Linked DNA regions of Homo sapiens: all the other regions are linked to region 1. The links are chromatin loops, found by intact Hi-C in ENCODE. Cell type or tissue: Caco-2. All regions are shown on one strand. Links, peaks and the distances in the headings refer to the core of each region. The heading gives the core; the rest is flanking DNA. Region 1 has its middle 67 kb from the start of SLC7A3. Region 2 holds the start of LOC124905198 (a long non-coding RNA gene). Region 3 overlaps MED12 (mediator complex subunit 12).

Region 1 (7,732 bases), core at 1,309-6,308:
CTCCCTCCCTCCCTCCCTCCCTCCCTCCCTCCCTTCCTTCCTTCCTTCCTTCCTTCCTCTCTTTCTTTCTTTTGAGACCAATCTCACTCTTATTGCCCAGGCTGGAGTGCAGGGGCACCATCATAGCTCACTACAGACTCGAACTCCTAGGCTCAAGCAGTCCTCCCACCTCAGCCTCCCGAGTAGCTGGGACTACAGGCACACACCACCATGCCCGGCTGCAATATTTTATTTCTATCACCATGTATCTTACATCTAGTGGGGGATGATATTGTGTAAACAGAAATATTACATTCTAGTGTGGTAACTGCCATTGCAGAGTGGTGAACAGAGTGCTATGGGAACACAGAGAACAGAACAATCAACTATGTTTAATACACATTGCCTGTAGCATAGTGGTTAAAAGTTCAGGTTTTGAAGACCTATATTTAAATCCCACCATTTACTAGATGACAATGCTATTTAGCCCCTTTAAATCTCAGCTTTTTCATCTGTAAAATGATAATAGTAGTTATAGAATTGATTGAGGATTAAAATAAGCTAATGAACATAAATTGTTTAGCAAAACTCCTTGATAAATAATAGCTAGTTTGTCTTTCCCAAGAAGACACATACTAAAGGATGAGTAGGACATTGTCAGGTGAGGAAGAAAGAAAAGGACATTCTAAGAGGACAGGATACAATGTGTGAAGACATGGAGACATTATAGGGCCTGCTGTGTTTGTGGAATGGTGAGAAGCTTAGCATGCAGGAGTTTGGGGGTGGAGTAGAGCGTGAGGCTAACAACCTGGACTGAATCCTAACATGCTAGACCAAGGAGTTGTGTTTTATCCTGTAGGCACCGAGGAGTCAAAAGAGTGAGTTTTGTTTTGTAAAGATCATTTCGAAAGTAGTGTGGAAGTTGAACAGGTGTAGAATGGAGAGAGATTGGTGGCAGGACTACTTAGCAGACGTAATAGTCCAAGCTGGACATTATGAGAGTCTGAACCAAGATCGAGGCAGTATGGGGGAAAGGCTAGGCTTGACAGAATGATATTTATGAGTTAAAATCAACAGGACTGTATGCTGATTGATTAGATGTGCAGCGTTAGGGAGAAGGGATAATTAAGGCAAAAGCAAAAGCTTCTAGCTTAGGAACATGGCTTGCGATTGTGAATGAGAATGTAATTCAAGAATTTAGTAAATTGTGGCAGTAGAGAAGGTAAGTCTGATTTTAGACTAGTGGAGCTTAGGGTACCTCTTTGTAACCTGTAGGTAAAGATGCTTAATTGTAATTTGGAAATACAAATCTAGAGCTTAAGCAAGAGTTCGAGGCTATTATTAAAAATTTCCATGGATGAAATTGGAAATCATCATTCTCAGTAAACTATCGCAAGGACAAAAAACCAAACACTGCATGTTCTCACTCATAGATGGGAATTGAACAATGAGAACACATGGACACAGGAAGGGGAACATCACACTCTGGGGACTGTTGTGGGGTCGGGGGAGAGGGGAGGGATAGCATTAGGAGATATACCTAATGTTAAATGACGAGTTAATGGGTGCAGCACACCAGCATGGCACATGTATACATATGTAACTAACCTGCACATTGTGCACATGTACCCTAAAACTTAAAGTATATATATAAAAAAAAAAAAGAATAAAGCAACTTAGATTTAACTGTAAAAAAAATTTTGCAATCTGTCATTGTATAGATGATAGTTGAAGCTGTGTAAGTAGATAAACTTTGTTCCAGGTGGTGTAAGAAGATAAGAGACTAGGACATAACCCTAGGGAATCCCAATGAATAAGTGTTGAACAGAAGAGGGAAGTCTGAAAGGGAAAGGTAAGAAAAAAAAATGAAGAGACAGTAGTGTCATTTCTTCCCATTTCACTCCTTTCTTCCCAGAGGCCAAGAAGAACTTCTGGGAAATAAGAGCAACCAATCGCCTTAGGCTGTATAAATATGGGCCAATAAGTTCAGCAACTAGGAAGCTTTCCTTTAAAGTTTGTTGGAGTCACGGCAGAAGGCAGACTGCAGCAAATTGAACAAATGGACAGGGCGAAAGGACAGTGGTTGTAGATTAATTGTTCCAGAAATCTGGCTATGAAAGGAAGGAGGTAGAAAGGATGGTAGTTTGTAACGAGATAGGGGAGAAATAGTGTTTTAACTTTGTTTTAGAATGGGGAAACGTTAAGCCTGTCTGTAGGTATATAAGAAAATGTGGAAAATAGAAGAGAAAGGGGATATTTGATGGAATCAGAGTCTAGAGAGACAATCTTCCTTGTAGATTCTTTTGGTGACCACCACTTGTAAGTTGATTTAGGATGTTCAGAGTGTGGAACAAAGCCAGAGAAGAATCGAGAGGGAGTGAGACACAAAAGAACAAAGCTTGGAGTCCTGTTCATTACTTCCTTTTATGTTCTAGAGAATGCTTATCATAGAGAACAATCAGTCTTTCTCTGGGTCTCCATTTACCCTGTTACTTTGCCCTAGAAGATGTTATTCATTTCCCTGACTGAAACAGATGGTAGAAAATGCAACTCAGCTTACTTACTGTTAAAACAAACCATCTTTTTGGACTTTTATTATTTGGAATTTTCTTATAATAGTTATATTTATTTTAGAAATTTTAGATAATACAGATAAAAAATAAAAGAAAACTGGCAGCCCTACTCCCCAGGAATAATCAATATTAACATTTTGGTATATATTCTTTCAGTCTTTTTTCCCTTATCTGTAATAGGAGGAAAATATGCAAATAGCCAACCCCCATGGAACCACTTCCATAAGGCTTCTGTCAGATTCCAAATGTTCCCAAGGCTTCTATAGTACTTATGTAACAAGCCACACAGTGGATTGATTACTGTTAATGTATGTCCTCTGGGAGTTGCCAAGGAGGCTCACACTTTCAATTACTGTACATCCCAGATTTGAAAGCATATCCCTAACTATTTGTCTTAAGGATTTTAATTTTTTTCTTTCTTGCTACTGGATATAAGTGTCTAACAATTCTCACTGGGAATTGATTAGTGAGTAGGTATTGTCAGGTAACATGATTAATGCTGTAATAAGTATATAGGAAACTAAGAACTCAGAAAAAGAATTACTCATTGAAATTTTAATAATAACTGTCATTTAAGAGATGAGATTAACTATGTGGAGAAGTGGTTTACAACTGTGTTGCTAATGAAAACATAGGAAATAACCAAGTTAATCAAAGTGCAACTTTAGAACTGGGTGGTAACTTAAAAAAGCATTTCTGCCCTCCCTCAGCTGCAGGCATCTCGGCACAGAGACAGAGAGAGAGAGAGAGAGAGAGAGAGAAGAGAGAGAGAGAGAGAGACTCTGTTTGTTTGGGTAAAAGTAAGGGCAGAGAAAAAAAGTTTCTGTCTGGTAATCCAGAGAATTCTTTCGGATCTGATCCAAGACCACCAAGGCAGTACCTCAATGAGTCTGCAAGAGCCACAGTGTTACTGAGCTTGGGGTGCCCCCTAACGTAGATGTGACTACAGTGACCAAAAACTTAGATCACAACACCCAAAGTCCCTTCGAATACCTGGAAAGTTTCCCAAGAAGGACGGGTATGAACAAGCCCAGACTACAAAGACTACTAAACACCTAACATTTCAATACTTAGACACTGACGAACATGCACAAGCACGAAGACCATTTAGGAAAACATGATCTTCCCAAATGAACTAAATAAGGCACCAAGGACCAAGCCTGGAGAGACAGAGATATGTGATCTTTCGGACAGAGAATTTGAAATAGCTGTTTTGAAGAAACTCAAGAAAATTCAAGATAACACAGATAAGGAATTCAGAATCCTATCAGATAAATTTAACACAGAGATTTAAATAATTAAAAAGTATCAAGCAGAAATTCTGGTGTTAAAAAATGTAATTGACACACTGAAGAATGAATCAGAGTTTCTTAATTGCAGAATTGATCAAGCAGAAGAAAGAATTAATGAGCTTGAAGACAGGCCATTTGAAAATACATGGCCAGGCATAGTAGCTTATGTCTGTAATCCCAGCACTTCGGGAGGCTGAAGCAGGAGGATCACTTGAGCCCAGGAGTTTAAGACCAGCCTGGGCAACATAACAAGGCATCATTTCTATAAAAAATTTTTTTTTAATTAGCTGGGTATGGTGGCATGTGTGCCTGTAGTCTTAGCTACTCAGGAGGCTGAGGCAGGAGGATCACTTGAATCTAGGAGTTCAAGGCTGCAATGAGCTATGATTGTGCCACTGCACGACAGCCTGGGTGAAAGAGCAAGACCTTGGAAAAAAAAACCCACAGTCAGAGGAGACCAAAGAAAAAATAATAAAAAAGAATGAAGCACTCTTACAAGATCTAGAAAATAGCCTCAAAAGGGCAAGTCTAAGAGTTATTGGCCATAAAGAGATGGGAGAGAGAGATAGGGGTGGAAAGTTTATTTAAAGGGACAATAACAGAGAACTTCCCAAACCTAGAGAAAGTTATCAATACTTGAATTCAAGAGAGTTATAGAACAGCAAGTAGATTGAACTGAAATAAGACTATGATTTAATAATCAAACTTCCGAAGGTCAAGAATAAGAAAGGATCCAGGCTGGGCACAGTGGCTCATGCCTGTAATCCCAACACTCTGGGAGGCCAAGGTGGGTGGGTCACTTGAGGCCAGGAGTTCGAGACCAGCCTGGCTAACATGGTGAAACCCTGTCTCTACTAAAAATTAAAAAAAATATTAGCCAGGCATGGTGCCCTCCCCCTGCAGTCCCAGCTATTCAGGAGGCTGAAGCATGAGAATTGCTAGAACCTGGGAGGTGGAGGTTGCAGTGAGCTGAGACTGTGCCACTGCACTCCCTCTGTCTGGGTGACAGAGGGAGCCTCTGCCTCAAAAAATAATAATAATAAAATAAAAATAAAAGATACCAAAAGCAGCAAGAGAAAAGAAAGAAAAAAAAACATACAATGGAGCTCCAATATATCCAGCAGCAGACTTTTCAGTGGAAACCTTACAGGCCAGGAGAGAGTGGCGTGACATATTTAAAGTGCTGAAGGAAAAAACTTTTACCCTAAAATAGTACATCTGGCAAAAATATCCTTCAAACATGAAGGAGAAATAAAGACTTTTCCAGACAAACAAAAGCTGAGGGATTTCATCAAAACCAGACTTATCTTACAAGAAATGCTAAAGGGAGTTCTTCAGTCTGAAAGAAAAGGATACTAATGAGGAATAAGAAATCATCTGAAGGTATAATACAAAACTCACGGGTAACAGTAAGTACACAGAAAAACACAAAATATTATAACATTGTAATTGCAATGCATAAATACTCATATCTTGAGTAGAAAGACTAAAAGATGAACCGATCAAAAATAATAACTATGACAACTTTTCAAGACATAAACAGTACAATAAAATATAAATAGAAACAACAAAAAGTTATAAGGCTGGAGGATGAGGTTAAAGTGTAGAGTTTTTATTAGTTTTCTCTTTGCTTGTTTGTTAGTTACCTTGTTTGTTCATGCAATTAGTGTTAAGTTGTCATCAGTTTAATAATAACATTGAATGTAAATGGACTCAACTCTCCAATCAAAAGACACAGAGTGGCTGAATGGATAAAAAAAAAGCAAGACCCAATGATCTGTTGCCTACAAGAAGCACACTTCCCCTATAAAGACACACATAGACTGAAAATAAAGGGATGGAAAAAGATATTCCATGCCAATGGAAATAAAAAAGGAGAAGGAGTAGCTGTACTTCTGTCAGACAAAATAGATTTCAAGACAAAAACTATAAAGAGACAAAGAAGGTCATTATATAATATAAATATAAATATATATAAAGAGACAAAGAAGGTCATTATATATAAAGAGACAAAGAAGGTCATTATATAATGATAAATTCAGCAAGAGGATATAACAATTTTAAATACATATGCATCCAACACCAGAGCACCCTGATATACAAAAGGAATATTATTAGAGCTAAAGAAAGAGACAGAACCTAATACAATAATAGCTGTAGACTTCAACACCTCACTTTTAGCATTGGACAGATCATCTGGACAGAAAACCAACAAAGAAACATTGGACTTAATCTGCACTATAGATTAAGATCTGCAAACTGATCTAAAAGATATTTACAGAACATTTCATCCAATGGCTGCAGAATACACATCTTCTCATCAGCAAATGGATCATCCTCAAGGATAGACTATATGTTAGGCCACAAAACAAGTCTTAAAACATTAAAAAAAAATTATGTCAAGTACATTCTCTGACCACAGTGGAATAAAACTAGAAATCAATAACAAGAGGAATTTTGGAAACTATACAAACACATGGAAATTAAACACCATGCACTTAAATGACAAGTAGGCCAATAAAAAAAATGAGAAGAAAACTGAAAAATTTCTTGAAACAAATGATAATGGAAGCACAACATACCCAAACCTATGGGACGCAGTGAAAGCAGTACTAAGAGGGAAGTTTATAGCTATAAGCACCTACGTCAAAAAAGTATTAGGTTGATGCAAAAGTAATCGCGGTTTTTGCCATTGAACATAATGGCAAAAAGTAATGGTTTTCACTTTCAATGGCAAAAACCGCAATTACTTTTGCACCAACCTAGAAAAAACTTCAACCTAGTTCTAGTTGAAGAGATAAACAACCTAAATGAACTTTTCTAGTTCTTTAACATGCATCATTAGGTGGTTTATTTGAAGAATAGAACCTAATGATGCATGAGACAGAACTAGAAAAACTAGAAAAACAAGAAAAAACAACCCCAAAATTAGTAGAAGAAAATAGATAGTAATGATCAGAGCAGAAATAAGTGAAATTGAAACAAATAAAACAATACAAAAGATTGATGAAATGAAAAGTTGTGTATTTTTTGGAAAAGATAAACAATATTGACAAACCTTTAGTCAGACTAAGAACAGAAGAGAGATTATCCAAATAAATAAAATCACAGATGAAAAGGGAGACTTTACAACTGATACTGCAGAAATTCAAAGGATCATTAGAGGCCACTATGAGCAACTATATGCCAATAAGTTAGAAAACCTTGAAGAAATGAATAAATTCCTAGACATATACACCTTCCCAAGATTGAACCATGAAGAAATCCAAAACTTGAACACACCAATAACAAGTAATGAGATCGAAGCTATAATACTAAGTCTCCCAGCAAAGATAATCCTGGGGCCCAATGGCTTCACTGCTGAATTTTACCAAACATTTTAAGAAGAACTAATACCAATCCTATTCAAACTATTCTGAATAACAGAGGAGGAGGGAATATTTTCAAACACACTCTACAAGGCCAGTATTACCCTGATACCAAAACCAGACAAAGACACTTCAGAAAAAGAAAACTACAGGCCAGTATCCCTGATGAACGTTAACGTAAAAATTCTCAAGAAGGCCAGGCATGGTGGCTCACGCCTGTAATCCCAGCACTTTGGGAGGATGAGGCGGGTGGATCACATGAGGCCAGGAGTTTGAGACCAGCGCGGCCAACACGGTGAAACCCCATCTCTACTAAAAATACAAAAATTAGCTGGGCGTGTTGCTGCACGTCTGTAAACCCAGCTACTCAGGAGGCTGAGCCATGAGAATTGCTTGAACCTGGGAGGCAGAGGTTGCAGTGAGTTGAGATCGTGCCACTGCACTCCAGCCTGGGCAACAGGGTGAGATCTTATCTCAAAAAAAAAAAATCCTCAAGAAAATACTAACAAACCAGTCAGAT
Region 2 (7,732 bases), core at 1,561-6,560, 350 kb before region 1:
TCCACCCGCCTCTGCCTCTCAAAGTGCTGGGATCACAGGCATGAGCCACCGCACCCAGCCAGAGAAAATTTTTAACCTGAGGGTTAAATGAAAGAAGGCATGCGTAGTACTTATTAGTCTCTCTCACATAGCCAGTACTCATTAAGTGTTAGAAGCTACTATGTCTTCTTAATAATTCTACTATTCTACTACTGGAGAAGGCAAAAATTCTGTAATATGGTTACAATGCTAGATAAACCAGGAGTCTCATCCCCTTCAACCTTATGTGAGTAAAACTACAGGTCTTAATGCCACCATACTCATCCATTTCTTCATGAATCAGTATTTCACAGTAAATGATATGGCAGAGATGATCTCCAAGAAGCTTGTTTATTATGAGTTCCTATATTTATACCCCCATATTAATACCCCATCAATGCCTTGCCCTCAATTTAGGTCCCGAAGTACTCTACTTTCTGTAGGTTCTTAACTACTGCCCTAATTTCAGACCTAATTCTTATAGCAGTGACTTCTTTAAGTGTCAGAGCACAGAGGAAAGGGCATTAAATAATCATATATATTTGGTTACAGAAAAAAAATTGAGAATCAATTTATTTCTCACCTTGAGGATTTGGGGAAATAGAGACATCCCCCATTCTGTTGTCTCATTAGCTAAGGTCTACATTAGGCCCATATCATAGGCAAAAACAAACACAACACCTCATTTTGGTCAGAATAAAGAAAAGTGAGCCGGGTGTGTGGCTCATGCCTGTAATCCCAGCATTTTGGGAGGCTGAGGTGGGAGGATTCCTTGAGCTCAGAAGTTTGAGGCCAGCCTGGGCAATATAGTGAGACTTTGTCTCACTAAAAATAAAAAAAAATTAGCCAGGCGTGGTGGCACGTACCTGTAGTCCCAGCTACTTGGGATGCTGAGGTGGGAGGATTGCTTGAGCCTGGGAGATCGAGGCTGCAGTGAGCTATGATCACACCATTGGACTCCAGCCTGGATGACAGATGGAGACCCTGTCTCAAAAAGAAAAAGAAGAAACGTGGCTTTCAGAGTATGCTTTCCACAAGCCCACTAGGGGTTGCTCTCTGCCCACACAGAGCCAATTCTGAGTGGCGAGGCCTCCCACCTAGAAGTCTTCTTTAGCACAGGTTCCACAGCTAAAATAAGTCCAGAGCATAATTTAACTCTGGTAGGAAACCACCCCAGGGTATTCACTGACCATCAGCCGGTTCTTTTTCCATCTAGGAATAGGCATAAGGATCAAACACACAAGGTCGATAGAAGAGGGGCACAGTCATCACCACCTTCCTCGAGAATAGCCTTCTTTGACTTTCCTGATCTGGATAAATGTATTTCCCCTCTGAATTCCTACAACAATTACTGTCTGTGCAACTCATTTTCCCAGCTTCCTCTAGGTATCATCCAGTGTCCAACACCTCTGCTCAAAGTGACTGCTTCCAGAACAACAGTGCAACTTAGGCAGTTGCTGAACCAGAGTAAAACTCTTAGGGACAGGCCGGGCACGGTGGCTCACGCCTGTAATCCCAGCAGTTTGGGAAGCTGAGGAGGGCAGATCACTTGAAGTCAGGAGTTCAAGACCAGCCTGGCCAACACTCCAACCTGAGTGACAGAGCCAGACCCTGTCTGAAATAAATAAATAAATAAATAAATAAATAAATAAATAAATAAATCAAACAAATAAATCAGAGATCTTTAGGTATGCTTAAAGGATTGGAAACTGGGAGAGGCCTGGAGCTGTCGAGACAGCACCCCAGAAGGCCCCTGAGTGAGTCATTCACTCCTAACCCTGGTATTACAATGTCTTAAAAGTCTTCCAACCTCATCTACTAAAGCAGTGGTGTCCATATCTTTTGGCTTTCCTGCACATTGGAAGAAAAAGAATTGTCTTGGGCCAAACATAAAATACACTAACGATTCTGATGTGCTAAAAAAAACAAAAAATTGCAAAAAAAATATTGTTTTAAGAGAGTTTACAAATTTGTGTTGGGCCACGGGTTGGACAAGCTTGTCCTAAAGCATCCTTCTCCACAGGTACAGTCTGCCTGGCAGTCAACTGTCTCCTGGGCTAGACACACAATATGAAAGTCCTAACAACAGTCAAGACAAGAGTCCAGCTCAAAGTGGTACTGTTCCTAACACATTCTCCATGTGTCAACCGTCTTCCCACAAGTCTGAGTTTACATCCACTTGAATGGCTCTAACTTTCTGAAACCCAAATAATTCAATAGAAGACCCCATTTTTAATCTACTCTACTTTCTGCAACTTAGTTTATCTACTGAATCAGGGGAGACTGACTTATTTGGTTCAAGACAGGTTAAAAGAGACTCTAGGACACTCCGAGATGAAGCAAGCCACTTGAACCCTCCCCAGCCCTGAGCCAGAGGAGACTATCTTGCACTTGGAAATTTAAATGAAGGACAGGCAAGCCTAGTGATCCATCAACTTACACCACAAGCCCGTTTGACACTTCACACACATCCTTCTCCACCAAGGGTAGTTGATTCCGGGGCTTCACATGGACGTGTGAGGCTGGGACAGAGAGGTACCCTCCATCAGATTCACATACAGGAAAGCTGGCTCAGTCTCCCTGACGTACACACACCTCACCCCATCCTCAAATCCCTTCCATCCAGGGAGTGGCTCATAAGACAACCGTCTCTAAAACAAGCTCCTGGGGGATAGGGAGACTCGGAGAGAGAAGATCGCAGTTAGGGATTGGCTCGGGGGTTCTCAATCCGATCGTTCTCCAGAGCCATTCGAACGCCAGAGCCTCCCGGGCGTCTTGAGTTGGGCTGGGCAGGTTCTGCGAACTGCGACCAAGTCCCACTCCGCTGTCGGACACAGTCTCCACTCGATGCCTGAAACCTCCTGGGAAGTGAAGTTCTAGGGCCAGCCTCACTGTAAGTCACAGGCTTCTACACTACATCTTCAGGTAATCGAGGACTACTTAGATCGCGACCTCAGTACGAGTTACTCAGCCCAGGAACCCCCAAACCTCATCTTTCCCTTGGCAAAGTGAGACCACCCCGTGTTCCCCAGATCCCCAAGTCCTATTTTCTCCTTTGGACTAATATGAACTTAAAGAGACACGGACATGAGAAAGTATTTGAGAGAAAAAAAAAAAGTAAGTAAAGACAATGAGGTAAAAAAAAAAAATTTGGGTGGGCGCGATGGCTCACGCCTGTAATCTCAGCACTTTGGGAGGCCGAGGTGGCGATGGGGGGAGGGGGAGGGGATCAACTGAGGTCAGGAGTTCGAGACCAGCCTGACCAACATGATGAAACCCCATCTCTACTAAAAATACAAAAATTAGCCGGGTATAGTGGCATGCGCCTATAATCCCAGCTGCTCGGGAGGCTGAGGCAGGAGAATCGCTTGAACTCGGGAGGCCGAGGTTGCAGTGAGCCAAGATCATGCCATTGCACTCCAGCCTGGGTGACAAGAGCAAAACTCCATCTCAAAAAAAAAAAAAAAAAAAAAGGCCAGGTGCGGTGGCTCACGCCTGTAATCCCAACACTTTGGGAGACAGAGGTGCGATGACCTGAGGTCAGGAGTTCGAGACCAGCCTGACCAACATGGTGAAACCCCATCTGTACTAAAAATACAAAATTAGCCAGGCGTGGCGGTGCATGCCTGTAATCCCAGCTACTCAGGAGACTGAGGCACGCGAATCACTTGAACTTGCAATGAGCCAAAATCGCACCATTGCGCTCCAGCTTGGGCAACAAGAACGAAACTCTGTCTCAACAAACAAACCAAAAAATAATTTTTTTTAATAAAATAATTCTTAAAAAGATAAACAAAAACACAAACCGAGTGTGGTGGTGCCCGCCTGTAGTCCCAGCTACTCTGGAGGCTGAGTGGGAGAGGATCGCTTGAGCCCAGGAGTTCAAGTCCAGCCTAGGCAACATCGCGAGAGCCCAGTCTCCAAAACAAATATAATCTTAAAAAAAAAAAAAGACAATGAGGTAGTGCGAGAATTACAGTTCCTTTCTATCAGTGTACATTAGTTTGAATTTCCAAGAGTTTTATATAAATGGAATCGTACAGCTTTACTGAGATATAAATTCATACACCATTTAAAATTTACAATTCAGTGGTTTTTGGTATATTACATTTTTAATTTTTATTTATTGTTTTTATAATTTTAAAATAAATTTAAAATTTTTAATTAATTTTATTTCTTTATTCATTTATTTTTTGAGACAGAATCTCACTCTGTCCCTAGGCTGGAGTGCAGTGATATGACCACAGCTCACCCCAGCCTCCACCTCCTGGGCTCAGGTGATCCTCCCACCACAGCCTCTCCACTACAGGCGAGCACCACCATGCCCAGCTAATTTTTGTATTTTTTGTAGAGACAGGGTTTCACCATGTTGCCCAGGCTGGTCTCGAACTCTTGGGCTCAAGTGATCTGCCCACCTCAGCCTCCCAAAGTGTTAGAATTATGCATGCGGCCTGTGTCTTTGCTGTTTTGTTTTGTTATGTTTTGTTTTGTTTTGTTGAGACAGAGTCTCGCTCTGTTATCCAGGCTGGAGTGCAGTGGTGCAATCTCGGCTCACTGCAACCTCCACCTCCCGGGTTCAAGCGATTCTCCTGCCTCAGCCTCCTAAGTAGCTGAGACTACAGGCACGCGCCACCACACCTGGCTAATGTTTGTATTTTTAGTAGAGAGGGGGCTTCGCCATGTTGGCCAGGTTGGTCTCAAATTCCTGACCTCAGGTGATCTGCTCTTCTCGGCCTCCCAAAGTGCTAGGATTACAGGCGTGAGCCACCGTGCCCAGCCACCTGTCTAGTTTTACTTTTTGCAGAGACAGGTCTCTGTGTTGCCCAGGCTGGTCTTGAACTCCTGGGCTCAAGCAATACACCTGCCTTCAGCTCCCAAAGTGCTGAAATTATAGGTGTGAACCACTGCACCTGGCAAATCTTGCTTTTCTACCCAATCTGATCATCTCTACCCTGTAATTAGGGTGTTAAGAACATCTAAGTTTAATGATTGTTAATATAATTAGATTTGGGTCTATCATCTTGTTTTTATTCGTCCCATCTCTTTGTTCTCTTTTTCTGACTTCTTTTGGATTAGTCAATATTACTTTTATTCCATTATATCTCCTATATTGGGTTATTAGCTATTCCTCCTTGTTTTAGTGGTTGCTTACAGGTTTATAGAGACATTTTTAACCTATCTCCATCTACCTTCAAATATTATACTATTTCACAGAGAGTGTAACAGCCTTACATTAATAGGCCAGGTGCGGTTGCTCACGCCTGTAATCTCAGCACACTGGTAGGCTGAGGCAGGCAGATCATCTGAGGTCAGGAGTGCGAGACCAGCCTGGCCAACATGGCAAAACCCCATCTCTACTAAAAATACAAAAATTGGCCAGGTGTGGTGGTGCATGCCTGTAGTCCCAGCTACTCGGGAGGCTGGGGCAGGAGAATCGCTTGAACCTGGGAGGTGGAGATTACAGTGAGCCGAGATCATGCCACTGCACTCCAGCCTGGGCAATAGAGCGAGACTCCCTCAAAAAAAAAACAAACCTTACATTAATATATTTCCAGGTTGGGCACAGTGGCCCATGCCTAATAATTCCAGCACTTTGCAAGGCTGAAGTGGGCAGATTGCATGAGCTCAGGAGTTTGAGACTAGCCTGGGCAACACGATGAAACCCTGTTTCTACCAAAAATAGACTTTATTTTTTAGAGCAATTTTAAGTTCACAGTAAAATCAAGTGGAAAGTACAGAGAGTTCCCATATATTCCGTGCTGCACCCCACAACCTCCCCTACTATCAAACTCTAGCATCAGAATGGAAAAAGAGAACAAAGAACAGTGTGCTATTGTTGAGCTGACTGGGCATGGTGGCTCATGCCTGTAATCCCAGCACTTTTAGAAGCCGAGGTGGGTGGATCACTTGAGGTCAGGAGTTCAAGACTAGCCTGGCCAACATGGTGTAAACCCTGTCTCCATTAAAAATACAAAAATTAGCCGGGCATGGTGGCACGCACCTGTAATCCCAGCTACTCGGGAGGCTAAGGCACGAGAATCGCTTGAACCCAGGAGTTGGAGGTTGCAGTGAGCCAAGATCATGCCACTGCACTCCAGCCTGGGTGACAGAGTGAGACTCCATCGGAAAAATAAATAAATAAATAATTGTTGGCCGGGTGCGGTGACTCATGACTATAATCCCAGCACTTTGGGAGGCCGAGGCAGGCAGATCACCTGAGGTCGGGAGTTCGAGACCAGCCTGACCAACATGGAGAAACCCCGTCTCTAATAAAAATACAAAATTGGCTGAGCGTGGTGGCGCATGCCTGTAATCCCAGCTACTCGGGAGGCTAAGGCAGGAGAATCGCTTGAACCCAGAGGCAGAGGTTGCTGTTAGCCGAGATTGCGCCATTGCACTCCAGCCTGGGCAACAAGAGCGAAACTCAGTCTCAAAAATAAAATGAGGCTGGGCGCGGTGGCTCACACCTGTAATCCCAGCACTTTGGGAGGCCGAGGTGGGCGGATCACGAGGTCAGGAGATTGAGACCATCCTGGCTAACACGGTGAAACCCCGTCTCTACTAAAAATACAAAAAAATTAGCTGGGCGTGGCGGCAGGCACCTGTAGTCCCAGCTGCTGGGGAGGCTGAGGCAGCAGAATGGCGTGAACCCGGGAGGCGGAGCTTGCAGTGAGCTGAGATCGCGCCACTGAACTCCAGCCTGGGTGACATAGCAAGACTCTGTCTCAGAAAATAAAATAAAATTAAATTAAATTAAAATAAGTAAGTGAATAAATAATTGTTGAGCCTACACTGACACATTACTATCATTCAAAAGTCCGTAGTTTATTTTAAGGTTCACTCTTGGTATTATACATTCTATGGGTTTTGACAAATGTATAATGACATGTTTTCACTATTATGGTATCATACAGAATAGTTTCCCTGTCTTAAAAATCCTCTGTACTCCACGTATTCATCCCTCTTCCCCCCAACCCCTGGCAACCACAGATCTTTCTACCATCTCCATAGTTTTGCCCTTTCCAGAATGTCATATAGTTGAAATCATCCAGTATGTAGCCTTTTCAGATTGGCTTCTTTCAGTTAGTAATTGCATTTAAGCTTCCTTCATGTCTTTTCATAGCTTGATAGCCATTTCCCTTTTGAGAAGCCAGAAATTTTATTTATTTTTTTTCTTTTCTTTTTTCAAAAGAAGGTAGCCTTATAAGGAGAGCCAGAAATTTAAGGAAATCTTTGTCAGGTCATCGACTGACCTCAGAGATAACAGAACAGAAACTTTAGTGGCGACACACAACAAGGAATATACAATTTGCAAAAATTAGTTTGTGGAAGTCACAAACAGATAGCTCTGGCCTTCAACAAGCAAGATTCAGCAATCCCTGAGGAGGAGATTTAGATCTCCAGAGTTACTACAAAATAATACTTAAAATGTCCAGTTCTCAAATGAATTATAAAACATACAAATAAACAAGAAAGTAAGGCTGGGCGCGGTGGCTCACGCCTGTGATCCCAGCACTTTGGGAGGCCGAGGTGGGTGGATCACGAGGTCAGAAGTTTGAGACCAGCCTGACCAACATGGTGAAACCCCGTCTCTACTAAAAATACAAAAATTAGCCGGACATGGTGGCGCATGCCTGTAATCCCAGCTACTCAGGAGGCTGAGGCAGAAGAATTGCTTGAGCCTGGGAGGCAGAGGCTGCAGTGAGCCAAGATC
Region 3 (5,000 bases), core at 1-5,000, 130 kb before region 1:
GATAGAGGCCCCACACCCAGGCTAGTCATCATCGTGTTACCCCCAGCTACCCAACAATCTGAGGCCAATTCCTGATCTCCTGCAACATTGAATCACAGACTCCTGGAGGTCTGAAAGGGACCTCTATGTCCCCATCTTTAAGAAAGACTACATTTAGGGAGGCTGAGACAGGCGGATCACCTGAGGTCAGGAGTTCAAGACCAGCCTGGCCAACATGGCAAAACCCCATCTCTACTAAAAATACAAAAATTAGCTGGGCGTGGTGATGGGCGACCTGTAATCCCAGTTACTCAGGAGGCTGAGGCAGGAGAATTGTTTGAACTTGGGAGGCAGAGGTTGCAGTGAGCCGAGATCGCACCACTGTACTCCAGCCTGAGCGACAAGAGCGAGACTCCGTCTCAAAAAAAAAAAAAAAAAAAAGACTACATTTAAATAGTCCAAACTAGTTGAAAATCTTTCCAATTTTTAAAATAGTTCAGGAAAGATTTCACATCTTTCCCATCCCTTCGTATCAGGAAGTTCTGCTTAATGCTTAACCTTGAAACCCTTGATGTTAAAGTTGAAGCCTGCTTCTCTTGTTTTAGACCAGCTGCTCAAAGTCCCTGACAGAACCTTTATAAGACAATCTCTCAAAGTCCTGTAGAGACCAGAAGGCTACTGTTAGCTAATCTCTCTTCAACACTATCTCTTCTGGGCTGAAGAGACCTTATTCCTTTAGCTTTTCCTCAACGGCTTTATTTTTCCACTCTCTGGTCATCTGAAGGTGTGAAGCAATGTGAAGAGGAAAGTGCACAGACATGTCTGGGTTCACATATTGACTCTAAACTTATGGGCTATGTGACGTTAGACAAGTTACTTAACCTCTTCAAGCCTCAGTTTCCTCATCGGTCAAACAGGGAGGCTCACCTACTTCATAGGGTCATAAAGATTAAATGAGGAAATGTGTGCAGAGTGCCTAGCACAGTACCTGGCACAAAGCACATGCTCAGCAAGTAGTAGCTATTACTATTCAGTTCCTGAGCCATGGCCAAAATGCCAAATATACACGGCCCACACCTAGGCCTCCCAGATGCTATGCTTCCCATTGATAAGCTAGATTCACTCCAGATAGCTATGCCCTCACCTAATACTCTTACACTGGAGTCTAGACCCTACTGGACTTACTCCTCAGCCCATGCTGGAGCTGTTTCTCTCGCTACCTCTCCCCTCCCCTATATCCTTGTTTGTCTTCCTCTCTACTTAACTGCCCCTCTCCTTTTCTCAAGGTTCCTATTGTTTCTCCCCAGATTGGGCCCACTGCTTCCTCCACAGCCCCCACGGCCTTGGCCTACCTGGAGAATGCGCTTTATGCGCTGCCGCTGGGGGTTTTCCCCATCCTCATTGTCCAGCAGTCGATGTGGATAGCAAATGAGCTGCATGAGGCGCTGCGCCTGGGCACTACTCAACACTGGGTCTTGCAGGTCATTGCTGTCCTCACACAGAGACTTAAGGCAACGTTCTCCTACCCATTCCTGAGGAAGCTGACAATCAGGGACTGGGAACAACCAGTGAGGGGGTTAGGAATATGGGGGATGGGCTGGAGTTGTTAAGGAACACAATGTATAGTAGGGAGCTGGTGTGATCATGGGCTGGAAACAGAACTATATTACACAGAGGCATTTAGGAGGTGTGGGAGGAAGGTGAAACTGACCTGTTGGCAGATGCTGCGCAGCACGTACTTGGCATAGACATCCAGACTGGCTGTCTCCACAGAGATGTTGCGGCCACCCTGCCTCCGACCACCACTGCCACCTCCTCCCTCCTCCTCTGGAAGTTCTTCTGTTCCTCCTGTCACAGTGAAGCCTGAACCTTTCAGTTCCGCATCCCCTGTGGTTCACGGGTGGGAGATAGGGAGGGCAGAGTGAGATTGGAACACGTGTGGAGACCCACCCTGGGCCCACAGAGGTAGAAACACCCCAAATCCTGCCCTATGGGACAGAAATATACTTCTCTCCCTCCCCTCCTCCCCAAAGGTCAGAGAGACCACCTTCAGAAGGGAGAAAGACTGTCCCTTGTAGTTTAGCTGGCACTCCACCCTATACACACTTCTGGCACCACTCCCTTCCTACCCCCGTACCAAGTACAAACACAGCCTTGAGAACAGCAAACACGGCTCCATCCACGATGCGGTTCTGGGAGGCAGCCAGCAGGTGGCGGTCGCAGGAGGAGCGGATTCCTACTGTAGGCTTGTCTGGGGAAGGCGATGAAGTCAGGGGAAGCAAAAGTAGAATCCACGGAGGCAGGGGAACCACACTTTCTACTGTTGGCTGGTTCAGATCAGGGTCACTTACTTCCATCAGACTGGCAAGGATTGAGCTGCGGTGTCTTGAAAAGGTGAAGGAGGATGCGGCAGGTAAGCCGGGCCCCTGGCTCAGAGTCCTGTTCACTACAAGCTAAAAGGAAGACAAAACAGATCTGGAAGGGATGAAGTTAAACTGTATGTGGGTTTATGTGTGTGCGTGCCTGCATGCATGCAAGTGTATGGCAGGGGCATGGGAGAGAAGATGAGGTAAAGTGAAAGGAGAAAAAGCAAGATAATATTGAAAGCGAGGTAGAGCAGAGAACTGTTACGCAGTTGAAGGGTCAGAAATTGGAAAGGTCAGGGCTGCAAATCCAGGGCTAAAAAACAGGTTTCTTCTAGCCTTCAGCATACCAAAGGACTGGCCTTCTGAGGAAGGCCAGGGAGCCGCAGCAAGGTCTCCCACAGTGAACAATGAGAGGATGGCCGTCCAGTGTGTATTGAAATTTGAGGTCTAGAAATGCTAGGGGTTACAGATTGGTAGTTCACCAGCATTAAGGAGTGAAGGGATGGCAGCACAGCGAATCAGATCTTCCAGGAGCAAACACTGCCGAGCGATGAGGATGGCAACAAAAGTAGCCAGCGAGTCATGAAAAGATAGGTCACTGACCTGGAGGAAAAAACAGACAGACACCATGACTCAGTGTGGAGGCCCACTCAAAGCGGTGTGCCTCCACTCTACGGAACTCTGTCCCTGGTCAGAGGATCACAACCAGCCCCCTGCCCTGGTCACTGCCCCACTAGCAAAACCCCACCCCAAGTCTCACATCAACATTGCAGAGGAGATCGTTGAAACCACAAGTGCCATTGTTAGAGGAGCAGCACAAGGCCTTAAGCACTCCTAGCCATTCTGCACTCAGTGACTTGCAATAGCCGGTCAGCTCTGCACACAGGATTGCGATGTCATTCACCCTAGGGAAAAGTACAAATGCCCTCAGGAAAAACCTTGCTCCACAAAACCTCAGACCCATTAACTTCTCATCTCTGCCCCACTAAATAATCAAGGTTGTAGTACCTCCCGGGTACCTCAGCCCTCCCTATCTCAGATGGGGGCATGGTGCCCTTCCTCACTCAGTACACCCCATACCTATCGGGATCATGGTGCCCCACACAGACGTGCATAAGGGCATTGCAGACAAAGCTGTAGCGGTTAGCAGGGTTCTCACTAAGACTCTTGCCTAGCCCCGTGTAGGTGAAGGTGTGAGCTGCAGGGTTCTCTAGAGTGTCGATCATGAACTCAGGTGCCCAGCGCATATTTGATTCCGATGGCTCCACGTTGCAGTAGATGGTGTTCTTCACCTTTGAGCAAAAGTCGCTGCAGGGATGGAGGAAAGGAGATAGTAGTGTTGAAGAAGGCCTGCTGAGGTCGAGGGATGGTCAGGAAAGGGGAGAAAAGAAAAAAAGGAGAAAGTGAGGGATGAAGGATCTTGAGACAAGAAAAGGGAGATGGGACAAAACAGACTGGGCAGGAAAGGAACCACATGGGAATAAGGAACTGGGGCCTCTGAAGGCAGTGAGGAAAAGGGGGAAGAGGGTGGGCCCCACAGATATAGGCGGGGAGCAAGCCTGCTGAGGAAGAGGGCCCACTCTTGGTAACACAACAGTATGTGGAGGACACAGTCCACAAATGACCCTAGACAGGCAGCAGGGTCCCGGGCCATCCTCTCCTCCTGAGTTGGGTGGTCATGGGAAGAAGGGAGTAGGTCCCACTCGCTACCCCTTACCTTCCACCTCTCTTACCTGAAGAGCTCCCCAAATTTGTTCTTTAAATGGCTACAGGAGGTGTACAGATCATAGAGATAAGCAAGGATACAGCGCTCTGCAGAGGAGCCATCGGACCGGTTCATCCCATGCTTCACGACGCCACACAGCCTGCATGAAGAAGCAAGGTTGGGAGGGTCAGCAGATGGTATGCGGGCTCCTCCAAACAGATTCAAGCCTCTGGGAAATACCATTCTTTTCCCACCTGAGCAGCAGGTGCTTCCCCAGAGTGTGAGGAAGTGCATGCTCTTCCCAGGCCACTTCCACCGGCATTCGCCAGAGCTTTGTTTCAGTTATTCCGAAGCTCTGCTTACCCCTCAAAGACCTGTGCCATCTGGTCCTGGTTGAGGATGAGGCAGGCATGATAGTGCCGCAGGACAGCCACGATGCACAGGCACAGGCTAGTAGTGTAGCTGCCCACCAGATCCGAGGATTTGAGAAGCAGCTCAGCCTCAACTACACTCAGTTCATTCAGCAGCTAGCAGAGTAAACGGGGGTGAGAAATGCAAAGAGGCCCCTTGTGTTACATAGAAACCACCTTCCTGTGGGGACGCTGGCAAGGCTGGGCCTGAGCCCCTTCCTGCTGGAGCCACCACAGGATAGAAGGGCTCGTTACCCTATGCCACAGTCTATCAACAACACCTCTATTGATAGTTTATTGTTGATAGTTTATTCTATCAACAACACCTCTAACCAGTGTCCAGGATACAGTTCTATGAACTCCACAGTGGGAGGATGGTCTGTGCCCAATGCTCTAATCTGCCTCTTGGCCTCCCCAGGGAGCACTTAAGTCTCTATTCCTGCAGTCTTAGCTCATGTTCCACTCCCCCCATGCTAGTCTTTCTGCCCCTTCAAATAGCTTGGGAAACTGGCTGGAGCCTCTACGCCTGTCCTTATGACC

What was found. Peaks named below come from ENCODE experiments on the same cell type or tissue, not always from the same donor. Only the 100,000 strongest peaks of a DNase experiment are listed, where the experiment ranks them.
Region 2: it touches region 1 in a loop (13-fold over the local background); 2 of 110 quality-filtered maps call a loop at or near these places.
Region 3: it touches region 1 in a loop (17-fold over the local background); 13 of 110 quality-filtered maps call a loop at or near these places.

What each region holds. Positions count from the first base shown.
Region 1 is chrX:70,994,405-71,002,136 of GRCh38, reverse strand. No RefSeq gene overlaps it. Among named protein-coding and RNA genes, the nearest start is that of SLC7A3, 67 kb to the right of the region's middle. In Caco-2, for the core only: no CTCF peak of the experiment used is centred there; a DNase peak (open chromatin) is centred at 3,486.
Region 2 is chrX:71,343,396-71,351,127 of GRCh38, reverse strand. It overlaps LOC124905198 (a long non-coding RNA gene), which reads right to left and starts at 3,164. Exons shown (of 3, transcript XR_007068263.1): 1 at 2,459-3,164; 2 at 885-1,002. In Caco-2, for the core only: no CTCF peak of the experiment used is centred there; no DNase peak of the experiment used is centred there.
Region 3 is chrX:71,126,546-71,131,545 of GRCh38, reverse strand. MED12 (mediator complex subunit 12) reads right to left here. Exons shown (of 45, transcript NM_005120.3): 20 at 4,414-4,577; 21 at 4,079-4,210; 22 at 3,426-3,653; 23 at 3,106-3,250; 24 at 2,828-2,948; 25 at 2,331-2,432; 26 at 2,117-2,230; 27 at 1,691-1,866; 28 at 1,332-1,511. Among named protein-coding and RNA genes, the nearest start is that of MED12, 10 kb to the right of the region's middle. In Caco-2, for the core only: a CTCF peak has its summit at 2,173 (motif pointing right); a DNase peak (open chromatin) is centred at 2,185.